Linked DNA regions of Mus musculus: region 1 is linked to region 2. Evidence: chromatin loops called from intact Hi-C (ENCODE). Cell type or tissue: heart. All regions are shown on one strand.

Region 1 (8,000 bases), 65 kb after region 2:
CAGCCTCCCTCCAGGAGTGCTCCTCCTTACTGCCACCCCCATTTCTCTCTGGAGAATTCATTTGTACTTCAGCCTGTATTGTAACAGCCAGCTCTTCCTGATGTTTCTGTGGGCTCAACTGAATGTGAGAAGGGCTCCACCATTTCTGTCTGGTTGGGCTCTGTAGTCCTCTGCCTTGTATTCCAGGTGAGCTCCATTCCTGTAGCTGTTGCGATGACAAAGAACAAAGCAACCTAAGGGAGAAAGAGTTTGTTCTGGCTCACAGCTCCTTAGTTCCATTTGCTGTGACACTGTGAACTTGGCCTTTCTCGCTCTCTAGGATTTGGGTGTTTGTCCTGCCTGTCTCTTGGAAGGCATGGTCACAAATGACGTAGATAGCCAATCTGAACTGTGCAGAGAACCTGTACACAGTCTGGTGGAGTCCTCATCTGGACCCATAGAGCTATCTTGGAGAACTCATTCACACAGTCTCTAGTACTATCAACTGTCATTCTCATTGGGTATTCAAAGGCACCTCTGACCCAAAAGAAGTTGAGTGATCTCCCTAAAGGCTTGATTAAGTGGAGGTACATTGCTTGACGAGTTCATGGCGGTTCAGAATCATTTGCCTGGTGGGGAGGAGGAGAGACAGCTGTGAACGTAGGCGTAGAGGAAAGCCTAGGTTAGACTCCTGGCTGCTGTGGTGCACCTGGGCAAGTTATAGCCAAGGCTGATGTTGTAAGATTGGGCCAGAAACTTACATTGCTAGTAAAGGCCTAGGCAGGCACCCAGTATTAGTCATTTCCCAGCACTGCAGATATTGTAAGGTTTTGAGATGTTAAGGATTAGTGCGCTTTTGCCTCTGGGTAAAGTCTTTCTCCACTGATCCTTCTGATAACTACAGGATGCGTGCACCACATATTTCTTTCTGGCAAAACTCTTCTTCATGGCTGTGGTAGGAACCTTAGGAGATGGTCTGCAACGAGCAAATATTACTCTCACTGCCGCCTTGATGGGTGGATACTCGTCACAAGGCTGACCTAGCCTCATGGATGGAGCACTGGCAAAGGTGTCAGGGTTTGCCGAGCCTTTAAAGGAACAGACTTTCTTTTATTAATAAGACAGTGACAGGTCTCTTAGTTTGTTTAAGAGAGAGGACGGGAGAGAGAGATTGTTTCCTCAATAGAAAAGGACGGGAGCTTATAGAAGACGGTGTCCATGCTACTTTATGTGCTTCTGCCTATGGTCAAACGGGAATGATGTGCACGCTGCTCTCCACTGGCATGCACACTCAAACGCTTGGCTGTTTGGTCTCATAGCTGTTGATGCTGGAACCATGGAATATTTGCTTACTCCTCCACTTTCTCTCATTCATGGTCTTTTATAAAATTCTAATTATTATATTCTCGGAAACATAAATTAAAAAAAAAACTAGAGAAATTTTAAAATGCTAAAATTATTCCAGACTAAAACGTATAGGATGGTACTGTTTACCCATCTACTTGAATTAAGAGGCCAAGCAAATGGAAATGTGATCTATTTAAGAAATCATTTCCTCAGGCAAGAAGCATATTTCCTATATACCTTGTAGCTGGACAACATTCCTTGCATTTGTATTTTGAGAATAAGCTGAAGATATTTTGAAAGTAACCAAGCAGCTTAGTAACTTCTTAGACTTAGCCAAGAAGTGCAAAGATCTATAAATGCTATCTGTAATGCAAGCAGATTGAATCATTCAAGTCCCAAGTCTGGTAGAACACAGAGTGGACAAACAGGGAGAAATTCCTTGTTTAGGGCGGGCTTTGAGTCTATCTTCTTTAAGGAATGGCTGAATACTGCTGATAGATGTGAGAACGATCACGAGACTTTGCCACCTATGGCTACCGTGTCTGTCGTGCTGTGCTTGTCATGTGCTTCTGGAAGGTGGCTCATTTTGTTAGGGGGAAAGAGAGTACTGGAATAGGCTTGTACACTTAATTCTGATTTGCTCTTCAAACTGCTTGTAAGAGAGACAGGAACATTTGGCCTATGGAAAAGGGTGGGATTTCCTCTGAGCCCCATTGGCATTCTCAAAGACCAATATAGAGAGTAATTTCAGTGTATCTACCTTAAGAGTTTTGCCACTGAACATAGAAAGGAATTTCAGTGATGTTTCCCAACTGGGGATAAATGCCAGGGAAGAATCCATAGAGCTCTGAGGACTTCAACCTCCAGGGGAAGAAAGCAGTGATTTATGGATCTCTCTAGAAATTATGGTTGGGTTCTTTCCACTCTCAACCTAGTCTTCCTTAGTCATGTGACCAGAATTCAATTATCTCTGCCATAAATAATCTTGTGAATGGAAGCAGTGTGTTTGGCAGTGAATTTCTGTCTCCTAAAGAGAAAGGAATAACGTTAGACGTTATTAAAAATAATACTGTATGAACCTCTATTCCAAATACAAGTGGCCGCAAGAGTGTGGCTCATCTCTACAGAAGGTAGCTTTAAATGAATTTGGTACATGCTAGTGACAGATTGCATAAAGGTTGGTAATACTTTTTGAAATACGTGTTTTGAACAGGCTGTATTTAGAAGTTTATTTATGATTGGTTTGAGGATAAAGCCAGCCTGTTGGTGCATAACAGAGTTGATCTGGCTCTGACTAACATCCTTGAAATATTTAATGAGAATCTGGTTTGAGCATTTGTAGTCTCCTGGGCACTGTGGAGATAAGGGCACCCATTCTTTAAATACCAGTAGCCTTTGTTTTCCTACCTTGCTCCATGTTCCATGTTCTAGACTAGGGAAGATCAGCATTTTATAGTCAAAGGCTGTGTGTCTTGAAAATAGCCATTTTGCTACCTATCCTCAGCCAGTAACAATTTATGTCTAGAAGATGGCAGAGAGTGCTGATTTAAGTCATTTTATAACCAGTGTCCTTTACTGGGAGTGAGTAGCTCTGTAAATTGTTTCAAGAATCGGAGCGTTTTTCTTGGTTATTAAAACTTGACCATCCATCTACACAGGGCTCATTCAACTGAGAAAGTTTTATTGGACCCAAAAAATAATAATCCTTTATATTCGTATAGTATTTGCAGTTTTCAAAGGGACTCTTCACATCCATTTTCTCGTTTGATTTTTCTGACAACACCATGTAATAGAGAGAATAGGTACTGTTACCTCCAAATGAGAGATGAGGGACCTGTAGCCCAAGTGCCTGTAAATCCTGTTCAAGGCTTCACAGCTACTAAATGACAGAGGCCAGAGCCCCTGAGGTTTGATGCTGGCCCAGAGCTTTTGTTGCTCATTTAGGAAAGAAGCTGTTGGTTCAGGAAAAGGAAGCTAAAGGACAGCTGAGAGGGAGGTGTGCTGGCCTCCTGTACTCCTTACCCACCACGAGTGTGATGGGGCAAGATCTTGACTCCACGCCTGCGATTTCTCTTCTTTTCTCTGACCACAACAGGTTTTGTGGCAAAGATGACACACAGACAAGTTGTATGGGAATTCTTTGGAAGGTGCACATTTACAAATGAATGGAAGTTTCAGTCTGTATATTTTCCCCAGAGTAGAGGGCCTTTGTTCTCCTATAGAGACCTGAAATCTACCCACAGGAGAGGAGAGCAAGGATCCATTTTATTCATTCCCAGGCTGTCCCTTACCACTCACTCTTTCTGATTGCCCTTCATTTCCTTCCTCTTACCTTTCTGAGCTGGGTGTCATGATGTTCCAAAGAGGATGTCAGAGTCATAGCCAGATAACCCAGCCATGTCACTTTCTGACTGTTCAGTTTGGGGCAGGCAGCTCTTTTTTCAGGCTTGGTTTCCTTTCTCTGAAGCTGGTCTAAAGATGGTACCTTAGGGAATTGGTGAAGTTGACACATGAATTTCATGACATAGCAACCAGTTCTCGGTGCATTCTCAGTAAAGTATTCTGTATTAGGGATGAGCCAGCAGAGACAGGAATCAGGCCAGAGCTGATGAGAGCACTGGATTTGGTCTCAGCCTGAGGCACTGCTATTGCATTATTGCTCTGCTTCCATCCATCTTGACTCTCTTCCCCTCACGTGTGAGAGCTAAAAGAAGAGTTGAGTTACGAGGTGAGGGCATTTTGCAGATGGAGAGGCAATAGCTAAATGTAGTAACAGAAACCCTGCCCTGGGTCTGTTCCCAGCCTTCCCTGGTGGTTGTGAAACACATGCACCCTCAGCAGGCCAGGGTAGCATGCAAAGCTGTTGTGAAGGCCTTTCCCACACACCACTACCTGCCCTGAAAGCCTTGTGTGTGCTGACGCTTCACAAAGCAGATGGTTTCTTTTGCTTTCCACGTGGTTTTGAAATGAAATGGACTTTTGATGAAATAGGTTGGGGAATTCCACATCCAATTATGAATCGGTGAAAGGAGCAGAGAGAGGGTGTACTATAGAGTTTAGAAGAATTCGATGCTCCTGTTTCATCCAGCATTGGGTTAGGGAGGGAAGACTTGAATAAGTGAATCTGCTCCTCAGGGGTCCAAAACCAGCCACCAGCCCAGAATGTGATGTTCACTTTAGAAACCTGAGAAAAACAGAAGCGGCCTTCCTGTTGTCGTGATACCATACAGTGAAATGGAAGAGCAGAAAGGGACTGGCTGGTGATGGAGCTCAGTGGTAGAGCACTTTCTAGGTGCTACCCAGTTATGTTCTCAGCAATGGAGAAAACAAAACAATAAGGTTTCAAAAAAAAAAAAAGAAGGAAGAAAGAAAGAAAGAAAGAAAGAAAGAAAGAAAGAAAGAAAGAAAGAAAGAAGAAAAGAAAAGAAAAAGAAACCAAAAGCAAACAGAAAACAAAAGTCAAACCAACCAACAAACAAAAAAACAAAAACCCAGCAATCCCCAAAAGAGCAATAATAACAAAAACCACCTACCAATAAGCAGATAAATCAGGGACCAGAAATTCAGGGGAGTCTGGTTCTTAGAGCAGGATGGAGAACTGAGATCTTGGCTTTTGCTAGACCACACGCCCTGAAGCTAAAGTCATGTTTTAGGTTGTGACAGCTGAGATCCATGAGTAAACTTTTGACAGGACCCAACCAGACATGATTCAGTCTTTGAGAACGTTGTGGCATGCGGTGGGGAGGACCCTCTGCAGCTCTGCAGCTGCACTGTGTTATTGGTGTGTGGCCTCCTTCCCAGCTCCAGTTAAATGACTTAAAAAACACACTGTAAATTTTATCACATTACAGAACCAATCACCAAACATTATCTGTAGTTGCTTTTTAAACTGAGATTACTTGGTTCTGGAGTTTATTATGATTTTAAGATTTTGAGAGGCATAGTAGGGTAAGTGGGGGGATATCATTAGAGCCGACTCTTAGGGGACAGCACCGGCTACTCATGACTCTTGTAAACCCTGGGGACCTGCTATTCTTCCCTTATTTCCTGAACAACTACAAAGCAAAACACAAAAACAAAACACTAACCCTGCAGCACAGGAAGGAATAATGTGGGAGGCGGGGCTTGTGCGTTTGCTAGCCATGGGTTCTAGTCTACCTGAGTGATGTCAGAGAGGATCACATGTTGTTGGCCATCTTCTGTACCTGCTTCGGCCGCCTCTTCCTTTATAGTTACTTCACTAGTCATTTTCTCACTTAGTCATTCAGCATTTTGACACTCATGTGTGTTAAGTTCTGTATTAGTCATATTTCCGCTATTGAGAAGCCCACAGTCCAATGGAGAGGGAAAAAAAATGACAGTCACCAGCTGATTTCTGACAGAATTAAAAGCACAGTTTAAAACCTAACTTAGTTGTTTTCCTTTTTATTTGTTTTTGTGTGTGTAGTATATGTGTGTATACACGAACATGTGGATATGCCTCACTTGTGTGTGTATGTATTCCCTCCAGGGTTTTGGGGGGGGGGGGAGCATAGGTAAATGTCAGGTGTTTTCCTTAATTGCTATCTATATCCACCTTTGTTTTTGAAGAAGAGTCTCTGACTGAACCCAGAGCTTGTGGGTTGACTAGACTGGCTGGCTACTGAGCTCCAGGAATCCTGTCTCTGTGGTCTCAGTGCTGAGGTAACAGGCAGGCCCTACCCAAGTTTTCCATGGGTACTAGAGATTCCAAACCAGGTCCTGAATGAGCTATCTCTCTAGTCCTTAAGTTGTACTAGTCTTAGATGTCAATACACAAGTGGGAATCTAGTGTCAAAGGCTTGGCTGGAATGGAAGTGGATAGAGGGTCTGGCCTATGTAGCACACAGCAAGGCAGCTGTGCCTCAGGCTACATTTACTGAAGAGGGAGGCCAGAATCCACACAGAAAAATCTCAGCCAGGGCTATGTCAGCACAACTGAAATGTGTGTTCATTTTCTCTTCATTATAAATTTTACCATTTTTGTTTTGTAAAACATTTTTTTAAATTGAATATTGACCTTTATAGGATGAAGAGAGGCAAGTATCAATTAGTAAATGGAAAAGGACATTTTTTTTTTTACCCCAGGGTACTCCACATATCTAAGAGATGTTAGTTTTATAGCTTCTCATGTTATATTCATTCTTCATTTGTCAGAACAAAAACTTGTCTATCCTTTGTAAGAAACTCTAACAATCCTTGGGGATATATAAACTGGAATGTACTTCTGTGAACTCACAACAAACAGCATCATAATAATGTAAGGGTTGTGTACCTGTCGATGTTCTGATGATATCTCAAATAAATAGTAGGCAAATAAATGGTAGGCAAATATCTCGATGTTACCATAAATGCTCGAACACTATTTTGCATAGTGCTTATAGTAAGAGAGAGAAATTAAATTAGTTGGCATATCATGTAGTGTATATATCTATATCTATGTCTATATATATATATCCTCTTTTTAAGATATCCCGACTCCCCTGAGCCACTGTGAATGAAGAGGGGCTTTGATAAACCATCTCAGCACTGGCCCCGTAAGGCCTTGACATTTGCAAACTTTATTATTTTTTTTTGTCTTTTGTCCCATGCAGCAGCCACTCTTGCAAATCAACCTTGGGAAGTTAGCATTATCTTAATGAAGATCTATAGGAGACTTTATCTTCAGACAGTAAATCAGCTCTCTAGGCGCCATTCATCTCTTCCTTCAGTATGAGCTGGTGTACCGCACCTCACCAAAGCTCATCTATCTTCTGTGGGTCCATGGTTATTTGCTCTGCCCACGTCTCCTAGATCATCAAGCAGGCAGGGATGCTTTAAAAGTCACGAAGGTCAGCTGAGATGCCGAGTGTTGCCCATTACTTGAGAGGTGGTGCTCCATCACAAAAAAGAGGGATGCACAAGAGCACCTGGATTAGGCCTGGTTACTCAGAGGCTGAAAGAGACAAAACAGTGAGCAACAAAATAAAAATGTTGAGAATTTTGAAGTCTTAGGAATAATTTCCTTACTATCTGGGGAAATTATGCTGGCTTTCTTTCAGCTTCACAGTTAATTCTACACTCTGTTTTATATGCTAGGTGCTTTTTACAAATGGCATATCATTTCCCATGGTCCTATCATGGTATAGGTGCTGTCATTCCCCATGCTCATAGGAGGGGCTGACAATCACTAAGGAGGCTTAAGTAACCTCCTGAAGGATAATGGCCACAGGCTGGACTCGAGGGTCAAGGGCACCTGTCTCCAGCAATTCGTTTGGGAGCATGGGTATGCTTCAGTCTTCTTGGAATTGTCCACTTGTTGGGAAGATCAATAGGAGCCATGCACATAGAACACTGCAGAGAAGTTACTCTTGGCAGTGGGCCCCAAACCATGTCTTCAATGTGTTTCAAAACAGTCCTTGTTCATCAATTTATATTCCTTCCCGAGTGGATTCCATGACAAAGGTTTGGGTCTACATAGTTTATTTGGGAAGTGACCCCAGGAAGTATAGAATTGGGGGCAGGACAGGAAGTCTTTATAAGCAAATAAAGCTGGTACCAGCTGTGTTCAGGCCAGTTCAATCCTGATGGATGCTAAATATACCTGTGATTATTGCTCTGAGAAGTAGAGCTTAGCTCCTGAGCATGCCACTCTGCATCCCTAGACTCCCCATACG
Region 2 (8,000 bases):
AACTGGGAGTACAGGTACGGAGCCCAAAGGAAAGGGACAGCTTGGCATGTCTGAGCCACAGCCGACACTGTACCGAGTTCACTATACTCAGCTTGCTCTTTTGAACTTCATTTTATTTTTCCAGTGCTGCGCATCCCCACATTGCTAGGCTAGCGGCCTACCTCAGACTATTCCCGACACTCCACTCGCTCTTTCTTTTCTTTTCCTTCCCTCCTTCTTTCACCCTTTAACTCTTTCCTCACACTGGTATCCTAAGTAACAAAACTCACAAGAGCAGCCTGCAGAGTGACATCCAGGCAGGCCTGCTGAGTCAAAAATTATTGTTTTAAAAGCCATCTAAACCCACCTTAGACCATCTCATAGCTTGTGTTTTTGCAACAGGCTCCATTTAAGCAGTGTCACACAGCAGGACCGTCAAAAGCTAAACCTTTTCGTGGGGATAATTTCCTCAACAGTTCAAGTCTTAGCCATAGAAGAGACGAAGTTGGTTAGGAGAAAAATGGTCTCCTGTCAGAGTTAGGGTCAAAATTCTGGAGTGACTTATTAAGAAATAAGTCTCTTTTAGAATGGTGATGTGAATACATGTATTTTTAAACAGGTTTAAAATAATTTTTTAAAAGATACATTTAGATTAATGAGTTCTAGATACTTTCAGATGACATTGAATATTAAACCAAATATTACCTAAAAATTAAATTTAACACATATATGAAAATTTGACATGCTTATATATGTACAGGGAATAATATTTTAAACCTCTAATGATTTAATTTTAAAATTAAAAAAATTGTTTTGCTTTGAAATTTGCCTCTGGTTTTATGTCAATAATATAAAAGAAAGCAAAAATCATGTTCCATAAGAGGAACTTTATTACTTTAATTTTTAAAAATTAAAATAGAAAAATACAAAAACAGATGATTGATTTTAATGCCCTTATTTTAATTTTTGAAATTTATACAAGTTTTTTTTTTTTTTCAGGCTCAGAGAACACTTTTTTTTTTTTTTTTTTTTTTTTTTTGAGACAGGTTTCTCTGTGTAGCCCTGGCTATCCTGGAACTCATTCTGTAGACCCAGGGATTAAAGGCATGTAATGCCATGCCCAGCCAAGATTAGCTCTTAATGGCTGTAGTGTAAAACCTAAAACCCACACAATGCGAATTTTACCACTGTAAATAGAATAAAAAGACCAACCACTACAATTTAAAACACATTGGGGTTTTTTTGAACGTATTAATTCTTCTAAGGTGTATTTAAATCAGCTACTGACTTGAACTTTTATTAAATAAAACAGAAATATCACTTATTTACCTATGAGACAGGGTCTCACTGTGTAGCCCCGACTGCCCTAGGATTTATTGATTTAGGCAAGGCTGAAGGCACAGAGATCTGCCTGCCTCTGACTCCCAAGTGGTGGGATTAAAAGTATGTGTCATCATGCCTATCTTGAAATACTCTATAAATTAAAAAGATAATTACTAGGCTGGGTATGGAAAAATCACTCCTGTTATCTCTGCATTCTTTAGGCTGAGGCAGGAGGTTTGCTAGCTTGGGCAATAGAACTAGGTCCTCTCTTAAAAGGTCAAGAAAGAGAGGAGGGGGTTATTTTAAAAATTCTGTGAAACTGAAGCACTTGCCATGCTAGGCTGCTGTTCTTGATGCTGTTGTCTGGGCGACTTTATTCTGTTCTTGCTAGCCCAGGACTGGGTAGCATATTACATCATGCTATTGTAGAAAGTATCTACAGTAAGTCACACAGCTTGTTCTGGATGGGAATATTCACATATTCCCAGGGAAATGGTATTTGCTGGCAAATAACAAGGACAGTAGAATTACAGTGTCAGCATTTACTGTCTTTTCAAAATCAGAGACAAATTTCTTAATATCATAAATTTGTAGCCATCTCACCTATGTTGATGTGTGGGTGTCTTTTCCTGCTGGAGGCATTTATAATTATGTATATTTTAATCTTAAAGGGATTACTTACCTAAGTTTAAGCTCCTGCACAGAGTGATTATTGTACATGCAGGATTCTATAGTGTCACTCTCAGATCTTCTATTGACATGCAAAGAAGCTGACATAAAAGCCTTAGGGTGACAAACTCTCACCAAGTTTTAGGAAAGTGTTTATTGCAGAAGAAGCCAGTTTAAAAGAGGGACATAGACAGGACAGATGAGCTGAAGTGACCTGGTGCCCTTCTCTATGCCACTGTGGAACATTCTAAATGAGTGTGGGGTAGGATCCCATCAAAGCTTGCTATAGAATATAAGGTATGGTGTGTCTGCATGTTATCTCTGCAGCTCCCTATTGCACCATTGTGAGGGTTCTGTTATACTAGCACATCAGCATTAAACATCACAGATATCCTTTATGCTGATGCTTTTGTTTGTTTGTGTTTTGTTTCTTTTTATTTATTTGTTTTGTTTTTGGTTTGGGGGGTTTGGTTTTGTTTTAATTTTTTAAATTTATATTTATTTATTTATTTATTTATTTATTTATTTATTTATTTATTTATTTATTTATTTATTTGAGACAAGGTTTCCTTGTGCTGTCCTGGAACTGGCTGTATAGACTAGGCTAGCCTGGAACTGGCTGTATAGACTAGGCTAGCCTGGAACTGGCTGTATAGACTAGGTTAGCCTGGAACTGGCTGTGTAGACTAGGCTAGCCTGGAACTGGCTGTATAGACTAGGCTAGCCTGGAACTGGCTGTATAGACTAGGCTAGCCTGGAACTGGCTGTGTAGACTAGGCTAGTCTGGAACTGGCTGTGTAGACTAGGCTAGCCTGGAACTCAGATCAGCCTGTCTCAGCCTCCTGAATACTAGGACTGAGCACTTGGTCATCATGTCTGTCATATGCTAATGGGTTTCATTTCTAATAGTATGTTTTTAAGATTTTTGAAATGATGGACTCAAGAGTATGTTTGCAATATTATCTTATTTAAGATTAAAGTGTGTGCCAAGAAGGACTCTAGGTGAGAATCTGGCCGCCAAGTCGCTTGCATGAACAATGCTTGTGTCTTTGTAGGACTGTGACAAGGACTTTTGGTGGGTGTGTATCCTATAAGATTAGTGAGTTCCTGAAATTGCTGCTGGATTCATTTAGTCAGTGGTCTCCCTTCTCTTTTTGTAAATGGTAAAGAGGTTTCTGTTTTCTATCGTAGTTCCCATGCTGTGCCATGTGTGTCTGTAAGCAAAAACAGTCATTGTGGGGCTTTTATGACCTATCAATAAGTGACAAGGATTTTTTGTTAGAATTTATTCTTAATGTACCTTTGAAAATAACTACCATCACCCTTCTGAATCAAAAGTATAGCACTCTGGGCTGGCGAGTTAGCTCAAAGTCTGGTGACATGTGTTTGATTCCTGAAACATTCATGGAGAACTTAACTCCACAAAGTTGTCCCCTGACCTCCACACCTCCACACCTGTACCACAGCAATGTGCTCCCCCATGTCATGCTTGCTCTCTCTCTCTCTCTCTCTGTCTCTCTTTCTCTCTCTCTCTCTCACACACACACACAAATAGCATATTGAAAACAATTACCATGTTTACATTTTTAATGAATTTTTTTGATGTTTTAAAATTTTTATCTCTCTAGAGCTTCAATAAAATGAGGTAGGGGTAAAAATTTTAAAAGTATAACATCTTGCCAAGTTCAGAATACATATTATGTGTAAGGTTATATATAATATATATACACACATATGTTTTTTGTGAGAAATTTTTTTGGCTGAAATGTTACAGTGAAAGACATAATTGTTCTAAAGATGTGTGTCTCACAGAAAAGACGAAAACCACCCAAAGTGGATAAATGGCATGCTTTGTCCTTATGCCACCTACATTTTTAAACTACTGTGACTGATTTCTCTAGAAAGGTCAGAGGTTTCAAACAAAAGCTTTGTGATTCTTCAAAGGGAGACATTTTGAGTTTTTCTCTGTGGAGACTGGCTGTGCCTAGCTTTGGCTTCATTTCCAGTTGTGCTTGGGAGGTGACTGGGTACAGAGTGACAAGGGAGTACCGCAGGTCCTTAGCCAGCTGACTTGTGGGGCAGGCAGAGGGTAGAGGGCCGGATGACTCCACCTGGGCGCTCTTACGCGGTCCCTTAGTTTACAGGCGAGCTCACAGGCTTTCTCTTGTTTTGCTGTAGAGCCTTCCTTTACAGACTCAAAACACGGGACAGCCAGAGAGGTTTGTGTATTTGGGTACCATGGCGTGGTGAAGTTTCAGCCATCGTGGATACGGGTTTCTTTGATTTTTACATGAACTTGTTTGTCTTTACTTTGTTTCGTTTCTGACTTCCAGTCTGGGTGAGTTGTTCTTGTTGTGTGTTTGTTGGAGGATAGATGTGCTCAGGAGACTGTGACTGCCCTTGTCAGGCAACAGGGACAGAACACACTCAAGTCTGATGATTAGGAAAGAAGAGAGCCGGCATTTAAGCCAAGTCTCTCAGATCCCATGCTTGTGTTCCTTAGATGCGGTATCTACCTAGTATTTTCATATGTATTATCTTACTGGCGCTCCACTTAACCTTAACATCTGAGTTGAAGAGTTCTTATAAGTGCCTGTATATAGTAGGAAGCAGGTTGAGGAACTAGGCCCCGGTATGATGGTTAGTCGATTGCTCTTCTGGATCTTCTTTTTATCTCAGAGATATCGACAACACATCAAGTTCTAAGCTCTGCTTCTGAATTTATCGTAGTACAAACAAACAAACAAACAAACAAAAACAAGAAATGTTCTCCAGGACTCTCAAGATAATCTTGAAATCCATTGTTTATTTAAAAGCTTAAAAATGTAGTAAGAAACCACCCAGAATGTTGTCTGTGTTTGTATTAATTTTGTTTTCTTACCTTGAAGAAAGTTCGGAGGCCTGGGCCTTTATTTCATAGGCAGAAAACCGAAGCTCTTGCTTCCCAGAAGCTGTGTGATGGAAGATTCTGTATGAGTCACACAGCAGCTGCATCCCAGGGATGCTCTGGCTGATACTGGCTAGTGAGGTCAGTTTGGCTGCCTCTCTTGACAGATTTTACCATGGCGCTGGCCATTGAGTCATCAAACATCAGTTCTTACGGTCTCTGCATGGTACTAGGTTCCCAAGATAGAAGAACATACCATGCAACAACTTTCTTAGGTATAATTTCTTCAGATATTAAGATTTCAAATATTTTGATAATTTTACACTAGGGTCTTCCTAATTAATAGACTGTGTGGAGTCTTTAAACATTTGTAGAACCAGTTGTTTTAATTTTTAAAAAAAAATTGTGTGTACATGTCTATGTTTGCATGATGGGGATGTAGGGGGAGGGTGCATGCTATGGTATGTTTGTGTATATACCTGTGTGTGTGTATGTGTGTGTGTGTATATGTGCATGTGTGTGTGTGGAGAGAGAGAGCGCGCGAGAAGGAGAGAGAAAGGGAGGGAGAGGGAGAGAGAGAAGTAGAGAGAGGGGAAGAGAAAGAGAGAGAGGGAGAGAGAGAAGGAGAGATAGAGGGGGAAGAGAGAGAGAGGGAGGGAGAGAGAGGGAGAGAGAGAAAAAAACTTTGTGGAATCACTTTGCTCTTTCCACCTTTATGTGGGTTCCAGGCGAGGAGCTCCGCTCCCCTGGTTTGCCTGCTTAGCACCATTAGGAACGGAGCTGTCTCACTGGCCCCTGTGTTGTTTTTTTTTTAAAAATAAAATAAATGCTGCACATTGAGATTTGTAACATTTGACTGTATTTCTATTATGTGTTCAAGAATCTTTTGTGTCAGAAATGTCTGTGTAAATGTTCCGAAAGAGGGCCCAAGCTTTCTGTTTCTTAGAAGCTGACCGCTATGATGTTTTCTCTAGAGCAAGCCACTGAACAGTGAGACATAGACAGACAGACAGACTTCCTCCCCCCCCCTCTCTGACATCTTCCTTGTAATGATGAAGTGTGAAACAAATAGAGTTACAGAAAAACAAAACACCGGGAGAACTAGAGTGGAAAACAGAAAGGAAGGGAAGCCTTGGAGAGCAAGCTGTGGGGAATTCATTTGGCAGTTGGTGGAGGTCCCTAACACACAGCCAGATTTCAGTGGTGCCGCTTCCTACAATCCGAATTCTGCTCCCTCTCTGAAAGTCAGCAATGGCAGGACTTGCACACTGATGAGGGTCTGAGGTTGCCAGGGGTCTGGATCTGCTTTGCCTTTCCTTTCCGATAAAAGATGGCAGGTGCAGGTTGCATTGCGTTTGCATAGAGAGCACCCAGGGCTGCTGTGACCAGTGTGGTAATGGGGTGGCTGGAGGGTCTATAGGAGCATGTGTAGACAGTGGTCAGAAATAGGAGAAAGGTTCCAGGTCTCATATATGAGGTAACAAAAGAAGAGCATAAATCTGCTGGTCCCAATAGCATATGCTGGGGTTTGTTTTTCTCTATTTTATTTGCTTGTTGTTTAATCTGAAAGTGAAATCTGTTTCTACCACCACCCCGGTGTGCGCGTCTCTCTGTACCAATCATAGAACAAATAATTTGTCCTACAATTAAGCTCAAAACTCAGAAAATGCAGCGCATACAGTTACAGAATGGCACGGGATTGTCATAGAAACTTGTCCCGAGCACTGTAAATAAAAATGGGTGGGGATTAGTCTCAGGAGCATGTGGGACGTCATGAAACTCAAGACGAAGCTCTTTGTTTAACAGTCAGCAAGAGAAGTGAAGCAAACTTGATACAGTCCATGGGATGTTAGCAGTTCAGATCCTCCAGGGAAAAGAAAACCACATCGCCTTCGGATTAGATAACCTGTATATACAAATGACAGAGTGTGCCTGATGGTTTTAGAAATATTTTGTATATCCTTTACTTAAGAGTTATCTTATTCCCAAATAATGAAAGTTTTTAAAATTTCAAAATCTGTCTTTGCCCTTAATCTTTAGAATCTTACTCTTTGTCTCTCACCCCACTTGTTTTTGTTTGTTTATTTTGTTTGTAATGCTGGAAAGTATTACAGTTTCATTGCTTGTCTCCTATCTCATCTCACATAATACCAGTAACAGTGGATAGTGATAGACAATCTTTCCTAATGTCCTAACATTATGTATTTCTAAATATGTATAGTCAAGTTGGAACTGAGTTTGTAATAATGCCATTAACACCATTTCTGGTTTTAGAGTCTTTACGAAGGACATTGTTTCAGAGTATTATTCTCTTTCAAAAGCTCCGCCCAACATCTGGAAAAAGCATAGCTTGTCTTAGAAATTGGAGTTAATCCCCATCTGCATATTCCCACCAGGATGATATTTCAGTAACCAAAGGATCTTTGATTCTTTGAACTTCAGGAGGGAGGAGTTGGGGTTGGAGAGCATTTTAGGACTTAAGGAACTCAGTGTTGAGGACTGGCTTGGACATGAGACAAGACCCCCTTTAACGATGCTGTTACTATGTAGTTCATTTGTAAGCAGGATAACAGATACAGCATTTAAATTCTGCTAACTGGAATTTGACCAATTCAGCTGAGTAAGGTGGGTAAAATGACCTTTCAGAGTTAACTATTGAACCCAGCTCTCCTTGAAATCAGAGAAGTCATATGGGGAAACAGGAATAAAGATTCTGTGTATGGAGCACCCAGGGCCTCCCTGCTTTCCTTCCTGCCTGCTGCAGGCTTCTACCCATGAAATTTCAATTGCAACGTATGCATGCATGTTTTGTTTCTTATGTCCTAGCCCACTTTTTACTTGGCTAACGTTATTAATACTCGGCTGTATTCTTATCTCCTCAAGGAAGCGTTCTTTTCATCCCCACTTGAGCTGAGGATCCTTTGCAGTGTATCCCTGACATCCACAAGCACTATGTTAATACTCCAGGATCACATCCCGTGTCATGATAAAACTGTCTTCCAAACTGGGCTGTGCGTTCTTTCTGGGCAGGGCCAGGCTTGTGTCGTTTTGGATTTCCCCATGTAGGACAGCAGAGGACCTGGCACTGAGTGTGTATACCACAGCATCTTTCTTCACCTGGTTGAATTATGACCAAGAGGAG

The links. Peaks named below come from ENCODE experiments on the same cell type or tissue, not always from the same donor. Only the 100,000 strongest peaks of a DNase experiment are listed, where the experiment ranks them.
Region 1: a loop joins it to region 2, with 2.4 times the contacts of the local background. A loop is called at or near these places in 5 of 42 quality-filtered maps.

Annotation. Positions count from the first base shown.
Region 1 is chr4:97,855,543-97,863,542 of GRCm38, forward strand. The region is part of intron 2 of Nfia (nuclear factor I/A); the gene reads left to right. Gm19417 (a long non-coding RNA gene) reads right to left here. Exons shown (of 2, transcript XR_376437.4): 2 at 1-7,279. Among named protein-coding and RNA genes, the nearest start is that of Gm19417, 9.5 kb to the right of the region's middle. In heart, a CTCF peak has its summit at 4,148; DNase peaks (open chromatin) are centred at 4,099 and 5,059; H3K27ac peaks cover 370 bases.
Region 2 is chr4:97,790,066-97,798,065 of GRCm38, forward strand. The region is part of intron 2 of Nfia (nuclear factor I/A); the gene reads left to right. Among named protein-coding and RNA genes, the nearest start is that of Nfia, 16 kb to the left of the region's middle. In heart, no CTCF peak of the experiment used is centred here; DNase peaks (open chromatin) are centred at 4,036 and 4,986.